Regions from separate parts of the Homo sapiens genome. Here region 2 is linked to region 1. A link is a loop called in an ENCODE intact Hi-C map of the cell type or tissue named here. Cell type or tissue: HepG2. All regions are shown on one strand.

Region 1 (8,000 bases):
GCCACCTTTGATTGGCTGAAACTCAGTGATTGGCACATGAGTAGGTTCCAGTCTGTTTACACACCCATTCAGTCTACAGTTTACTATGTGAAAGTTTATGAAAAAACCTTTAGAATAGGTAAAGAGACACCTTTAGGCTAAACTTAATTTAACAAATGCTACTGACTGATTAAGTAAGAAGACTCAAGAGTGTCCTTTGGGTTGTTAGCATGGAGGTCGTTGGCAACCTTAAAGAGACATTTCAGTGGAGTGCCAGGCAGGGTGGTGACACTGGATCACACAGATATGAATGACTAGAGACTATGCTTTTGAGAAGTTTTGATGTGAAGGGGAGCAAGAAATGGACTGGTGGCCAAGGGCACCTGAGGAGTCAAGGGAGTGTTTTCTTTTTCGGATGAATGAATCTGGAGTGTGTTTGAAAACTTGGAAGTGGTGCAGTAGAGAGGAAGAGATTAGTTTTGCAGGAAAGAGAGGGGATAACTGCCTGGAATTCCTTGAGGAGGTGGAAGAGGGTGGGATTGCTGTGGTGCAAAGGTGTGGCCCTTCACAGGAGCAGGAACACCTGATTAGTGAAGACAGTGGATGAAGATGCAGGTAGGCAGATACATTTGGTGATAGGAAGAGGGGAGAGTATTTGTCTGATGAGCAAAGCCAAAGGAATATTGCCTTTACACACTATCTTTTCTGATATAGGGAATTGTGACTACTCTGAGAATATTGAACATCTATTAAGACTCAAGAGTATTGTTTTAATACAAAAATTAGCCAGGCGCCATGGTACGCGCCTGTAATCCCAGCTACTCAGGAAGCTGAGGCAGGAGAACTGCTTGAACCCAAAAGGCGGAGGTTGCAGTGAGCCAAGATTGTGCCACTGCACTCCAGCCTGGGCAACAGAGCAAGACTGTGTCTCAAAAAAAAAAAAAAAAAAAAAGTTGCTAAAGCCTTCATCAATATTGTCTTAGTGTCTTAGTCAGTTGGTGCTGCTATCACAAAAATACCATTGGCTTAAACAACTGAAAACTATTTGTCACCATTCTAGAGTCTAAGAAGTCTAAGATCAAGGTTCCACGCAATCAGTTCCTAATGTGGGGGGCCTTCTTCGTGTTTATGTCCTCATGTGGTGGACAGAGAATAAGGAGGCAAGCTCTCTCTTGGCTTGGCCCTCATGACCAAATTACCTCCCAAAGGCCCCATCTTCAAATGCCATCACATGAGAATTAAGGTTTCAGTATATGAATTGGGGACAGTATGGGGGGCTGCACCAGCAAACAGTCCATAACAAATACCCAGACATGAATGCTGAGTTACTCAAGAGTGACCATTCATGCTGCTTTTCCTAAGCCCCATGACTAAAGCACTAATTAAATAATTATAATAAAACATCTAAGTAGGTAAAGACTGTCCACGAAGGAGGGAAAGAGCATTAAGATTAGCCCTTCTGGTGCATAAAACAGTGAGGCCATCCATGGCTTTTTGTCATCAGTAATGTCCCACCTTAGCAAATAAATAGAATAACAAGTTTACCTACACTTATTTAAATATCTATGTATGTATGGCTAATAAATTTGGAATTTTGCCCTTTAGAGAAGTAAACAAATTATTTCCTTTCTCTAATTAGGCTTCAGATGACCTTGAACATGAAAACAACAAAAAGGTAACAAAATAATTCCCTTGCACATTTTAAATCAGATGCATCTAATTTAAAAAATCTTCAAAGGAAGGAATCAGTTGTGGTGAAAAAATGATTAAATCCTGATAAAAATCACAAAACTAGGGCAGATGAGTAAGATGATTTTCTAAAAGTAGGTATTTAATGCAGTAAGGCATTTTCTTCACTGGAATTAGAGATTTCATTCCTGCAGTGGAACTACATGATCATCAGCATATTGAATTTGAAAATAAAAATGAGTGAATAGGTCATCAAATCCATATTATAGCATAATAGAAAGGATGATCTTAGTTCCCACTACATTGACATTCTGGAAGATCACTGATTAATTTTACACTGCATAACTTCTAAGAGTATTATTTGATGTTATTAGCTATTGGCCTTATTGTAGGAAAGGTAAAGTTACATTTTCACTTTCTTTCATCCTCTTCAAAGTTCTTCAAGTGATCACAGTGGTTTTATTTAGTAAGTATTTATGGTTTATCCTACAACAGTGAGGCTGACAGCCACAGGCAGAAGTTTGCCTAATAACTTCATTCTCATACTTCAGAGGTTCGGAAAATACTGCCTTGCTGCCTGTGGGGTCCTATCCTATTTGAAGTTGAGATCGTATCTTCTCACCCTCTAAATATTAAACTTGAAAGAATTATGAATAAATATGGTCGCAGGCCTGTCCCAAAATATTTGTGAGTACATTACTCTCTTGTTCTAGAATTTCATAATTCATAATTTGGGTCAACAGTATACAGATTGACATTTGGTCATTGTCATTTATTAGCTAAGTTATTTTAATTCTCAAGGCATCAATCTTCTCATGTGGTCAGTGGGTAGGACTCTAATCCTCACTACACATCACAGACAGTAATGAGACTGTGTGTGCAAGAACTCATCCTGGTGCTCAGCTCATAGCACTGGTGGTATTTATTATTATTAAACACACATGGAAGGAACGGACATGGCCGTTGTTTGGTGGGGGAGCAGGAGGACACATTAAGAAAATGATAAAAACAAAAACAAAACCAAATTACATTACTTGATTATTGTTTCAGGCTTTTATTGGTGAAATCAGTTTGATAATTTAGAATGCTCAGATTGTTAAGTGATCAGTTAAGACAAACAAATTGACCATTTTTTTTTTTTTTTGAGATGGAGTCTCACTCTGTTGCCCAGGCTGGAGTGCAGTGGCGTGATCTCCGCTCACTGAAAGCTCTGCCCCCCGGGTTCACTTCATTCGCCATTCTCCTGCCTCAGCCTCCCAGTAGCTGGGACTACAGGTGCCTGCCACCATGCCCAGTTAATTTTTTTGTATTTTTAATAGAGATGGGGTTTCACAGTGTTCACCAGGATGGTCTCGATCTCCTGACCTCATGATCCACCCGCCTCAGCCTCCCAAAGTGCTGGGATTACAGGCGTGAGCCACTGCGCCCAGCATCTGACCATTTTTTAACTCATGGATTACATCATCCAACTAAGGAATTTATCCAACTAGATTCACTTTATGCAGGAAATTTAGCTTTGCAAAGTTCTCAGCAAAAATATTGATCACTTTTGAAGGTATTTTTGTTGTTGGTTTTATTGTTGTTTTTTCTATCAATAAATAAACTAATTTGTTTTCTTTTTTCTGTATGCAAAGTAATGCAGTTTCAATATGTCCTATGCAGCAAGTTATTAGGTTACTTTTAAGATTAAGTGCTTTTTAAATACTATAAACCACGTATGTATGTTGCTTACATTCTAGAGTGCTACAGTGAAACATAGTCCCCAAAGAGGCAGCATCATTAGCACCTGGGAACTAGTTACAGCAATGACTGGCCTCACTGCAGACTCACTTCAACAGAAACTCTGAGTGTGGGGCCCAGGAATCTGTTCTAGTTTAAAAAGTCTTCCAGGTGATTCTGATGCACGCTAATGTTCGAGAGTCACTATTTTTGATGTTGTGCCTCAATTTGTAAAAATATGATGCTATATCTATTTCATAGCATTGCTGTGAGGTCCAATATAGTAATTTCTTTTTTTTTTTTTTTGAGATGGAGTCTTGCTCTGTTGCCTGGTCTGGAGTGCAGTGGCACAATCTCAGCTCACCTCAACCTCTGCCTCCTGGGTTCAAGCGATTCTCCTGCCTCAGCCTCCCAAGTAGCTGGAATTACAGGCTCACGCCACCACACCCAGCTAATTTTTGGCATTTTTAGTAGAGATGGGGTTTTGCCATGTTCGCCAAGTTTGTCTTGAACTCCTGGCCTCCCAAAGTGCTGGATTAAAGGCATGAGCCACCGTTCCCGGCCAGTAATTTCTTGAATAAAGTCCCTTAAAAATCTAAAAATGTCCTACAAATGTAAGATAAGCTTAATATTTTATGATTACCTCCTTTTGCATTATTCAGAGCTACAACAGACACTAACTTCTTAAAGTATCCTTTAGCATAATTGAGGAAGAAAAAGCCTTTACCTTTCAATTTGTGTGTGTGCAATTATCTTTATTAAGGAAATCTGCAGCACGTATCCGTGGGTCCTACTGAAGTCATCAACTTATATGTTTTCTTCCTTGTGCTTGTAGGGCCTGGTCACTGTAGAAGATGAGCAGGCGTGGATGGCATCTTATAAATATGTAGGTGCTACCACTAATATCCATCCATATTTGTCCACAATGATCAACTACGCCCAGCCTGTAAAGTTTCAAGGTTTCCATGTGGCAGAAGGTAACACCAAAGGTTAAATGCAGTCGCCTTTTTTGCTTGATTTTCTTTTATGGTGCTGATGAGCTTTTATCTAATTTGTTGCCATTTTTCTTTGTGGGCATGGGGGCTGTTCCACCTCACCTTATTTTTGTTTCACAGACCATAGAAGCCACCTTGGTATGTGGTGACATTACATTGTCATTCACGACTTCAACCACAAGGTGGCGATGAGAGACTATGGATTTGTTAGTGCTGGGCATGTAGCTTCTTCTGTTCCCAAGTGCATTCACAAGACTCCTTTTAATCAAAAGCTGGTTTTCAAAAAAACATAAGAAGTATTTAAAAACTTCATTTCTGGGCTAGAGAAGCCATCGTAATCATCATTATCATCAAAAATTCATATTTCGGTGGTGGCTGAAAAGACAGATGTCTCCATCCACAGGATGTCAATGAAAGTAGGAGCTACTGACATGATAATGTAGCATTAGCCTCCAAGGCCTCATGATTCAGGGTGTAATTGCATTTATTTATTGCTGTTTTTCGGTGAGGGTTTGATGGCAGAGTTCCTGAATCCATCTTTGCTTTTCTTTTACAGAACGCAATATTCATTATAACATGTCTTCTTTTAATGAATCAGTCGGTCTTGGCTACTTGAAGACACATGCAATTGAATTTGTCAAGTATCCTTATGTATCAAGTGGAATGAGTGGTTGACTCACGTTGGTTTGGCAAGAGCCTCTGAAATAGATAAATGGCTAATATCTCATTCTGGTGGTGGAGTTCATAAAATGATATGTGGGAAAGACCATGGCAGCTGTGACAATCTGCCCAAATGAAAATTGTTTTTATAATCCACACAGTGAACTGTGATCTTAAGCATCATTTGTAAATGTGAAATCTGCTCTGTGCTGTCTACTTGTTTGTCATTGTTGGCCTAGACCTTTGTTGTTTTAGCTCTTTGTTGTTTATTTTTCTCTGCTGTAGGACTCTTTTTTTCTGTTTTCCTTAATAAGTTACAGTTATAACAAACGGCAAATGAGTCGCATTTACCCCAAGGGAGGCCGAGTCGATTCCAGTAATTACATGCCTCAGATTTTCTGGAACGCTGGCTGCCAGATGGTTTCACTGAACTATCAAACCCCAGGTAGGAGCTGATGTCCAGTGACCCCAAATTCCATGAGAACACTTTGACAGGATGGTGCCAGCACTTCCCATCAGTTGGCTGTGGGCATTTTTTAAAGGAAGCAGACATATGGCAAAGCAATGTGTTATTGGATTTATATAATGGTGAGAAATAAAAAAAAAAAAACCAAAATAGAGCAAACAATGGTAGAAGATAATGTGTTGTGATTGGAATTTAATTCCTTTCATAAATGCCATGACTATTCCTGCTAACCATTATCCCATATTCCAAAATATTTCTCATTTTTCTTCCTTTTGGATCAAAGTTGTTATCTTTGTTTCCAGAGGCAGAATTAAGTGAAAAGAATTTGAGTATCTTTGTACAGTAACAGCGACTCATTTCTCCTTTGGCAAACACCCTGACCACTGTGAACATTCAGCAAATATGACTGATGCAGGGGCACTTCACTAAACAAATACAGAATATTTTGAAGTAAATGCCACTAAAATGGTATATAAGGAGTTACATATTTGAAGAGGTACTAATCTATAACTTGGTCCTCCAAAGTGTACTCAAAGTCAGGTTTCCAATATATAATGACTTTTTTTTTCTGGAAGGAAAAGAGTAAATTTTTATAATTGATAAACACATTTTTAAAATTTTTGAGGTTTGCTTAAGAGCCTAGGATCACAGTATCAAGACTAGAGGTAGCAAAATAGAAATAGAATAGATAGAAATATGCCACAAACCCTCTTCACTGTAGATGGTCAATTCTACAGCATGGTTCTTACAACTGGTAAAATAAAACAAAACCAGAAAGCTCTTTTTTCCTTCAACTCTTTGCTATTAAGAGAACTGCCCATGCTTCCCAATTTGAGGATTTTTTAAAATCTATTTTGTATTTTAAGAATCCCTGTCACTTCGTTCCCTGCTATGTGGATTGAGTGGAAGATCCTTTGACTTTCATTCCTTTGGCATGAGTGTGAGCTGACTGTGCTTCTCATGCCTTGAAGGAGCCTCCCCAGTGACCAGAAGCTCCTCCTACTGGAGTCACCATTCTGCATGGGGTCCCCACAGTGCTTGCTAGGTTAGACTGTGACGTGATAGCTACCAATACAATCCTGAGTGTTTCTAGCTGGGGCCCAGTAACAAGGCTCTGATGACTTCACTTACTTAAAAAAGCCCAACTTGTGTTCTCAGTTGTCAGTGAGTCCATAATATGGATTAAATGGCTAACCCAGCTTATGTTTTATTCTATAATATTAGGTTTAAACACAACATTTTGAAGAGGAAAAAATATCCATCAGTTTACCCATTTCTTTTGCGGATGGGAAGAAAGAAAAAATGTTATTCACTTGCAAGACAGAAGTCAAAAGCCATGTGCTGCCAGTGTAGACCCCACTAGAGTAATTCCCCCTGCCTCCCATCCTGGAAGCATGCCACCAAGTTTTATGCGATACTTACCTAGTTCATTTTCCAGTCTTTTAAATCAAGTTTCATATTCACCCTCCCGGGTATCTCCAGGGTTCCTCTGCCCAGGGATCCTGAGACCCATCCTCTCCCACTGTAGCAGGTTGGATATCTCTACTCTCAATACTCATCAAACAATGGTGTGACTCCTATATTGAATCCAGTTTTAAAAGTGACCTTTAGCATGATCTTTATGAAAACACATTTTATGTTTAATTTAAATGAAACATGAGGTCAATTCAACATGGAAGAGAGTATGCCTTAAATAGACCAAGCAGAACCTTGTAGTATTAAAGAGGGACCTGTGGGCCTAGGAGCAATCTGATACCTATTGTTTCAAATCACCCCGTCAGGGTCTTTTTTGTCTAGGAAGACAAGATGCTAAATTATTTTTGTCTCTTGACAGATTTAGCGATGCAATTGAATCAGGGAAAATTTGAGTATAATGGATCGTGCGGGTGAGTAATATGATTTAAACTGTTTTCACCTAGATTGAGAACTCCATACTACAGCTCTAATGAAGCCATGTCATTTTCAATTAGGGGCTACAGAATTTAAGCTGGGTTTGAGGGATGGAATAGAAAGAAATGAAATACCTAGAGAATATTTGCACATATACATTCTTCATCTACCCCATTTTACTAAGCAGGTTTTGGGTTTTTTAAATCACAAGTGAAGCAGTTCATACATATGCTACAGTTTAATCCTCTCACTTTAAAATCAATAGTGGAGGATTTTATGTCTGGGACAGGTAATAATCCCTGCACACTTGGACATTAACTGGAGATGTAGGCATTAAATATGTGCATTTTACCTAGGACAAATCAAATAATGAAGTTAATTTCATATGTAATGAAGTTGTGGGTGTCGAGCTGAATTTCATTCAGTTGGGAATAAACCTTTGTCCTCTACTGATTCTTTTTTGTGTCTTGTAAGTAGCAGTTATCAAAGAATAATGCTGTGAATATTGTCCTAGTTTCCTTAAATAGCACTCTTGAAAACTGTGAACCAAGAAGTGAAATAGGAAATGTTAATTCTACAGAAACACTGAAAGGTTAAATGAA
Region 2 (8,000 bases), 680 kb after region 1:
ACTGTGTAGCCAGGTCTCAATGAACAAAAGTAGGCATTCTGTTGAAACTGCTGGGGAAGTCTATAATATAATACCTCTACCATTTATCTTAATTGTCTTTAGATATAGAATGCCTTCAAAATCATAAGGGCCAAAACTTATATTTATCAACCTTCCTGTCCCGTATTGAGGGAATAATAGAGTACATCCATATAGCAGAATATTCTGAATCTGTTTAAAATTATGATGCATAGTTTCAATAAAAAGAAAAGGCATTTATAATTTAAAGTTAAGTGGTTTTTTTAAAAGGCAAGATCTAAAATTGTATATCTGGTAGGATTTCCACACTGTAAAAAACATGTACTGAACCAATATTGGAAGAAAATGTTAACTTTTTAAAAGTTTTTGAGTGGTGGGATTGTAGTTACTTTCCTCTGCTTCCTTATAATTTTCTAAAGTTTACCTGCTTTCCACAAGGACATGTATTACTTATAACTATAAAGATTTTTTATGAAATCTCTAAATATAAATAAATGTGTATATATATATGTATATATATATATATATATATATATATATATAGCCACTCATTGCCACCAATGGTCCTGCAATAACTTGGCCCATCTGAGCCTTTGTTGTTAGATTCTGTTTAGGACTGTGCTCAAGGGCACTGGCTCCCAGGAGATTAACATCTTCAGCTTTGCTCTCATTTCCCAAGAAGTCGGTGTCACATTTCAGTTCAGCCAACGAACAGGTATTCACTAATTTAATAAATATTGATAGATTACCCAGTGTATGCCAGGCACTAAATAAAACCAAATATAGTTTCCAGCCCTCATGGAGGGAACTGAGTAATAAAAGCAAATGAATAAAACTGTCCATCTTTGAGTAGTCCTATGCAGGAGAGATGCCTGGTTGTATTAGAATCTGCAGTAGGAGATTTGGATCTAATGGGTTGGGCTGCCCTCAGGAAGTGAGGGTCAACTTAAGATCCCAAGGATGCATGGAAGTTAACCAGGCAAATGTTAATTGGGCTTCTAATGTGTGCAAGGGGTCACCATGCTGGAGTCTTGGGACACAAACTTCTGTCCTCAAGGATCTAGCCATCTGATTGCCAAGCCACAATCAGGATTCCTAAAATAAAAGAAAAATCCCCACCGGTATTAGATTAAGGCCCCGGATGTCTATAAGAAGTTCAAAGGAGGAGCAATCAATAAGGGCTAAAGTAGTCCAGAAAGACTCCAGAGAAAAAGTAGCTTAGGTGCACTTTTTTGTCAGCCAGAAGGACAGGCTTGCCTAGCAAGGGGAACTGCATGAGCAAAAGTCCAGAAGGGTCAATGCCAATAATCTTTATATAAGAGAGTAAGATGAGAGGTTGCAACTGAAACTGTTACTGGAAAGGCATCCCGATCCTGACCCCAAGAGAGGGTTCTTGCATCTCACACAAGAAAAACTTCTAGGCCAATCCATAAAGTGAAAGCAAGTTTACTTAAAAAGTAAGGGAATAAAGAATGGCTACTCCATAGGCAGAGCAGCCCTGAGGGCTGCTGGTTGCCCATTTTTATGGTTTTTTCTTGATTATATGCTAAACAAAGGGTGGATTAATAATGAGCTTTCCAGGAAAGGACTGGGCAATTCCTGTAACTAACGGTTCCTCAGGCTTTTAGACCATATAGGGTAAATTCCTGACGTTGCCATGCACCTGTACATTGTCATGGTGCTGGTGGGAGTGTCTCTTAGCATGCTAAAGCATTATAATTGACCTATAATGAGCAATGAGGATGACCAGAGGTCACTCTCATTGCTCTCTTGGTTTTGGTGGGTTTTGGCCATCTTCTTTACTGTAATCTGTTTTATCAGCAAGGTCTTTATGGCCTATATCTTGTACTGACCTCCCATCTCATGCTGTGACTTAGAATGCCTAACCATCTGGGAATGAGGACAAGAGGACAGCTTCAACTTTTCATGACTTCATCTCCAACCCAACCAATCAGCACTTTCCACTTCCTGCACCCCCTACCCATCAATTTATCCTTAAAATCCCCAGTCTCCAAATTTTTGGTAAGATTGACTTGAGTAGTAATAAAACTCTGGCCTCGCATTCTGCCGGCTCTGCGAGAATTAAACTCTTTATGGCAATTTCTCTGTCTTGATAAATCGATTCTATCTGGACAGCTGGCAAAATGAACCTGTTGAGCAGTTACAAGAGTAAAGGATGAGTACTGAGTGGAAAGGATGGCCTGTCCTTGGGAGTCGGGTAAGGACACTTGAACTCATGATAGAAGCTAGGGAGCAAAGAGTGATCAGACAAAAGTTGTATCTATAGGAGGATGGGTGTGGATTACTGAGGCCAGTCCCTATGACCTCTCTCTTTCCAGGGCCAGGAACTATTACTGTTTTTTGTGACTTTGGTAAGTAAGTGAACCCAGGGCATGGTTTGCAACTGGCTGCGTTGGTCATTTTTATGAATCGATTTGTGCAAACCCATGGCAAGCTTTCCTAATATAAACAGGTGGAAAGAGAGAAGTCAGAGGGGCTGGCCTCAGTAATCCAGACAGCAAATCTTACAGGGAAGACCCTCCTTATATCCTGGGGAAATTGGTATATGAGAAGTTAACTGGGTTTTTACCCTCTGAAAAGGAAATTTCTATAAGAAAGGGAAGCATCACTGCATTGCTTGATAACATCTGTTTTATCTTGCTTGTTTTATCTGACTTTCTCCCATGGCCAAGGAAACATGATGAAAGAACCAATTTCTTTCCTCTTTTAGAAGCTCTGATCATGGAGGAGACCATATCTGCAAGTCATCTAGGACTCAGCTCTTTTAGAGCTATCCATGGACTGGGAGACCCTTCTCCCACTTCAAGGAGCCCCTCTTTTGTACCCCCCAAACTTCCTGGCTTACAAAATTTGCTGCCAGATGTGGTGGTGTGGGAGTGAGGGTGGGTGGCATAGGTCATGTTGGTAAAAGGCCTCCCATAGGCGGGAAAACTGCAGAGCCAGGGGGCCTAGGGGAAGGCATCTCTTGCCTAGCAGATGCTGACAGAGGAAATGGCACATTCTGCCCATGCATCTGTCCTCATGATTCACATGCCAGCAATTCCTCAGGCTAGAACATACCTTGTAGGTCATTTTCTAGCACATGCCGTAACTAGATAGCCCCTAGGTCTCTCTAGGAAAGGTGACTTTCTAAACTTTTTTTGTATTCTGTCTGTAAAGTACTGCATACTTTAAGGACTTTTTAAACAATAATAGAGAAATCAGCTTCATCCCTGCTTCAAGACACATCACAAAGCTCCAATCACAAAAACTCTAGAGTTTCTGTAGAGGGATTAAAGTGTGGCAGTCTAGTGACCTAAAGGGATTTGACTTGAAGCTGTATTTGCTTAGCACACACGCTGTTTTTATCTTGATTTTAAGTTTATTGGTGCAGCACATGGAAATAATGGGCATCAAAGCCCACACCTCCCAAGCTGGTCCTTGATGCCATCACTGAGCCCTAAGTGAGAGGCCTGCTTATAATAGTCCTGCATTCTCAGCTTCCCTTAACCCCAAGAATAGAACGGTGTCTTGCATGCAGAAATAGGTTATTGGTGAATAAATTGCTTAATGAATTATCTAGTTTCCCTAACAGAGCTGGTTACTTCTTTCTCATGTGAAGGTGAGCACCTGGTGAGGTTTTCAGGAATCAGGTTCACCTTGAACACCATACTCAGGCCTTGGCGGCTCTCTGGGCCTGCCTGGCTCCTACAAACACCATGCAGTGTTTCTGGATCTCCTAGGCCCTCTAGTGGCTATTCTTAGGCTGAAATCCCTCAGAACTCAGCCTCTCAGCTCCTGCTAAAATTTCAACCAGTCCCTGAATTTAGAAATATGTATATATACTTATTTTGCTTCTCGTAAACTGCAAAGAAATAAATTTAATTATGTCTAGTTTCTGATCAAGATTTATCTGGTCTCATAGCCTTCCCCTGGTTTGTGTTTTAATGAGCTTTTTATTTTTCAGTTGAAAGATTATACCAGATGTCAAGACTTAACAGGAATCAAGACAGCATGGATTGATATAAGGGTAGACATAATTATCAATGGACAGAGTACAGACTCCAGACACAGACCTACACCTATATAAGCAACTGATTTTCAAAAGTATCCTGCTTGCCTGCTTGTACCCCCAAATGGGCTCTCCCTCACCCCAAATGCATCTTTAGGTTTGTTTCAGAGAATTTCTGATGGTCTTTCTCGCACAGAAACACACAAGGGGTCTAAATGGGTTCTTTATGCAGAAGAGCGAAGATTTCCAGGTCCAGTGGGCCAAAGTGCCTTCCCCTGCAAAGCCTTTGAGTGATTCCAGGCACCAGGGGCATCAAAGCCTTGGTGGGACCAGAAACTATTGCTGTTTTTTATGACTTTGGTAAGCACGTGAACTCAGGGCATGGTTTGAAACTGGCTGTGTTGGTCATTTTTATGAACTGATTTGTACAAACCCATGGGAAGCTTTCCTAAATAGAAACAGTCTGCATTATGGTGGTATCACCTTCATCTGACCCCTGGGAGCTCTAAAGAAAAGCCCATGATACTCACCTGGCCTTCAGCCTGACCAGGGGATTAGGCCACTGGCCAGGATGAGACTGAAGGAGGAAAGGAACCTATACAACTACTCTTCCCTTGGTTGAAAGGAAAGTCCAGAGAGAATAGCTATTTGCAAATATCTGGGCTTCTACTGGGTGCTTACTGTTGAGTATCTTATATTGGGACACAGGTATGTTCATCTCCATTTTACAGATGAGGAAATCGAGGCTCAGAGTTAAATATATTTCCCAAGGTCAACTAAGTAAGTGGCAGGATTAGGATCCAAACCCAATTCTAACACTCTCTAAAACCCACTCTTTAGCTAGCCCCTGCCTCTTAGCTTTGGGGTTCAGGTTCTTGACTCAGTCTATGCAAATGTTGCCTTCTGGAATTTGGCAGTGCACAACCTGCACATCTGTACAGTGTAGCTGAAACCAACTTCTGGGTTGAAACCCTTCCATATTCAAGATTCTAAGCCTGGGCTAAAATCTAGAGCCTTGTTACTCAAAGTGGTCCCTGAACCTGCAACATCAGCCGTGTTTGGGAGCTTTTTAGAAATGTAAATTTCTGCTCTCCTGCTGCCACTCCCCCCAACCCCTTTCTATTGGATTACACTCTCCAAGAATGGAGGCTGCACCCAGGATTTCTCAGCTGTTATGTGCATTCAAATCACTGGGAATCTTGTTAAATGGAGATTCTGGCACAGGAGTTCTAAAGAGGTAGTGCTAAGCTTTTGCTTCTTCGGGCAGCTCCCAGATGATGCCGATGATGTGAGCCACACTTGGAATAACACAGCTTTAGATCAGTAAGTCTCAAACTTGAACCTGTATTCAAATCACCTGAAGAGCTCGTTAATACACAAATTGCTGGGCCCTACTCTCACACTCTCTTACAATAGCTGTGCACCTTCACCTTTACTTTCACCCCAAGAATAAAACAGTTTCTTGCACACAGAAATAGGTTATCCATGAATAAGTTGGTTAATTAATTATCTACCTTTGCTAATAGAGCTGGTTACCTCTTTCTCATGTGAACATGAGTACCTGCTGAGAGAGTGCTTCAGAGGGTCTGGAGTGGAGCCTGAAAATTTGCATTTCTAACAAGTTCTGGGCCCAGCATGGTGGCTCATGCCTGTAATCCCAGTGCTTTGGTAAGCCGAGGCAGGAGTATCACTCGAGGCCAGGAGTTTGAGACCAGCCTGGGCAATATAGTGAGACCCCATCTCTACAAAAACTTTTTAAAAATTAGCCAGGCATTGTGGTGTGAGCCTGTTGTCCCATCTACATGGGAGGAAGATCCCTTCAGCTGAGAAGTTCGAGGCTGCAGTGAGCTGTGATCTAACAAGTTCCTAGGTGATGTTGCGATGCTGCAGGTTTAGGGACCCCACTTTGAGAACCAGTGTTCTAGCCTATCAGAACTTCCTCTAATTAGACAACTAACTCCATGCTTTCTGGCATTTCATTTTTATAAAGCCCTATTCGGTCCTTGAATTCTAGCATTTTAGAGCTGAAAGGGACTTCAGAGGCTACCTTGTCTCAATTAAAGAAATGCAGGTCAAGGGTCCCACTCAAGGCCATACAATTAGCCAAGAGGCAAAGTCAGGATTAAGCATCCTGACTCACTCTATTTCTATGCTGTTTACTCTGCATCCTGCTGGCTCCAAAGCTCAATAAATTCCCTGGCATCCAGCAACTGCAGTATTTTTGGTGAGCTCTCCATCCCAGGCCAGCTTTGAGGTGCTAGAATCCCTGTCAGACACATATGTCATCCGCACAATCATGGAAACGCAGTGGCCTCCTACCTAACAGCTCTGTGAAAGAGGGCTTTGGAAAAAAACAGCAGCTGTGCTGGCCACTGTAGCAGAGAGAAAATGCAGCAGCTAGCAAGCAAACCCAGACAAGGTGAGTCAGCATAGAGGCCCTGGGGCTAAGGAATATACCAGGATACTGCCAACAACTGGCACCCAGATTCTCCTGAGCAAATCTGAGAAGGTCAATCAACTTCTCTGTGCCTGAAAAGATGCTTTTCTTTAGAGAAAACAATACTCTTATTCAAGGGAATGAACACACAAGAGGATATCAAAAATGTGCTTGGGGTGGGAGTTGTATCAGTCCTGCTGCATGACAAATCACCCAAAACTTAGTTGCTTTAAACGACAACCATATTCTTGCTCACAAGTCTCTGAGAAAAAGGAGAAATGCTTAAGATCCCTTGAAGCCTAGACTTGGAACTGGCATATCATCACTTCCTCCATACTCTACTGGCCAAAGCAAGACCCAAGGTGAGCCCACTTCTTAATGAAAGGAACTGTAACTTTACAGTATAAGGATGTAGAGAGGCGGAAGGTTTGTGGCCATTTTTGCAATCTACGACAGAGAGGTCTTCTTAGTTTAGGAAAGTCTGAGACAAAGATTCCAAAGCAAATGGTTTACTTGGAAAGGAAAGGAAATACCGGTAGGGGAGAGAAAAATGGAGACACAGAGAAGCAGCAGCCAGTAAAGGGTGCAAAGCCAAGTCGGCTGGCGCTCTGGGCAGCTGGAGTATAATTCCACTGGAGAACTCTGGAAGCTGGTGCAGGACACAGGCCTCATCATCATCCTACCTAAAGGAGGACGCCAGGATGTTTATACATCAATCCATGATATGGTTTGGATCTGGGTCCCTGCCCAAAACTCACATTGAATTGCAATCCCCGATGATGGAGATGGATCCTGGATCCTGGTGGGATGTGATGGGATCACAGTGGTGGATTCCTCATGAATGGCTTAGCATCCCCGTGGTGCTGCTCCCATGATAATGAGTGAGTTCTAATGAGATCTAGTTGTTTAAAAGTATATAGCACCTCCCTCACTCCAACTTTCTCTTGCTCCTACTCCTGCCGTGTGAGACATCTTATACCTCCTTCCTCTTCCACCGTGATTGGAAACTTCCTGAGGTGTCCTCAGAAGCAGAAGCCATTATGCTTGCTGTACAGCCCGCAGAACTGTGAATCCATTAAACCTCTTTTCTTTACAAATTACCCAGTCTCAGATATTTCTCAATGCACGAACACACTAATACAATCCGTATCAGTCATTTACTGAGGCTGCTCTCAGAGCACAGAAATTCCCTGTAATTTCAGCCCTCCACTCTGGGCAATGTGGCTTAAGAGGTCAGAGCAAGACCTTGACAAAAAAATAAAAAAAGAAAAGCAGATGCAGCTAGCTTAGCTGGACCGTTGTGCCCTGCAGCGGTTAGACAAAGAGGATAAAAGGGAAGGAGGATATGAGTAGGGCACCACCTACAACATATCCTTCACTGTGATGGTGATTAAAAAGAAAAAAAAAAACTCAAGTTTCAGATTTATGTTATTTTAGTCAAAACATCTTTTTTTCTTTTTTTAAGACTGTTTACTGTATTTTGGATGATGCCTCAGTTCTCTTGCTGGCAGAGGTTGGAACACTAGATGGCAT

What was found. Hi-C counts contacts between places; a loop is a spot of excess contacts. Peaks named below come from ENCODE experiments on the same cell type or tissue, not always from the same donor. Only the 100,000 strongest peaks of a DNase experiment are listed, where the experiment ranks them.
Region 2: a loop joins it to region 1, with 18 times the contacts of the local background. A loop is called at or near these places in 6 of 110 quality-filtered maps.

The regions. Positions count from the first base shown.
Region 1 is chr20:9,403,695-9,411,694 of GRCh38, forward strand. PLCB4 (phospholipase C beta 4) reads left to right here. Exons shown (of 40, transcript NM_001377142.1): 21 at 1,619-1,654; 22 at 4,223-4,364; 23 at 4,939-5,023; 24 at 5,363-5,487; 25 at 7,343-7,394. Among named protein-coding and RNA genes, the nearest start is that of LAMP5, 110 kb to the right of the region's middle. In HepG2, a CTCF peak has its summit at 4,565 (motif pointing right); a DNase peak (open chromatin) is centred at 4,567.
Region 2 is chr20:10,086,996-10,094,995 of GRCh38, forward strand. All of the region lies in intron 3 of SNAP25-AS1 (SNAP25 antisense RNA 1), which reads right to left. Among named protein-coding and RNA genes, the nearest start is that of ANKEF1, 56 kb to the left of the region's middle. In HepG2, CTCF peaks have their summits at 3,761 (motif pointing left) and 7,992 (motif pointing right); a DNase peak (open chromatin) is centred at 3,756.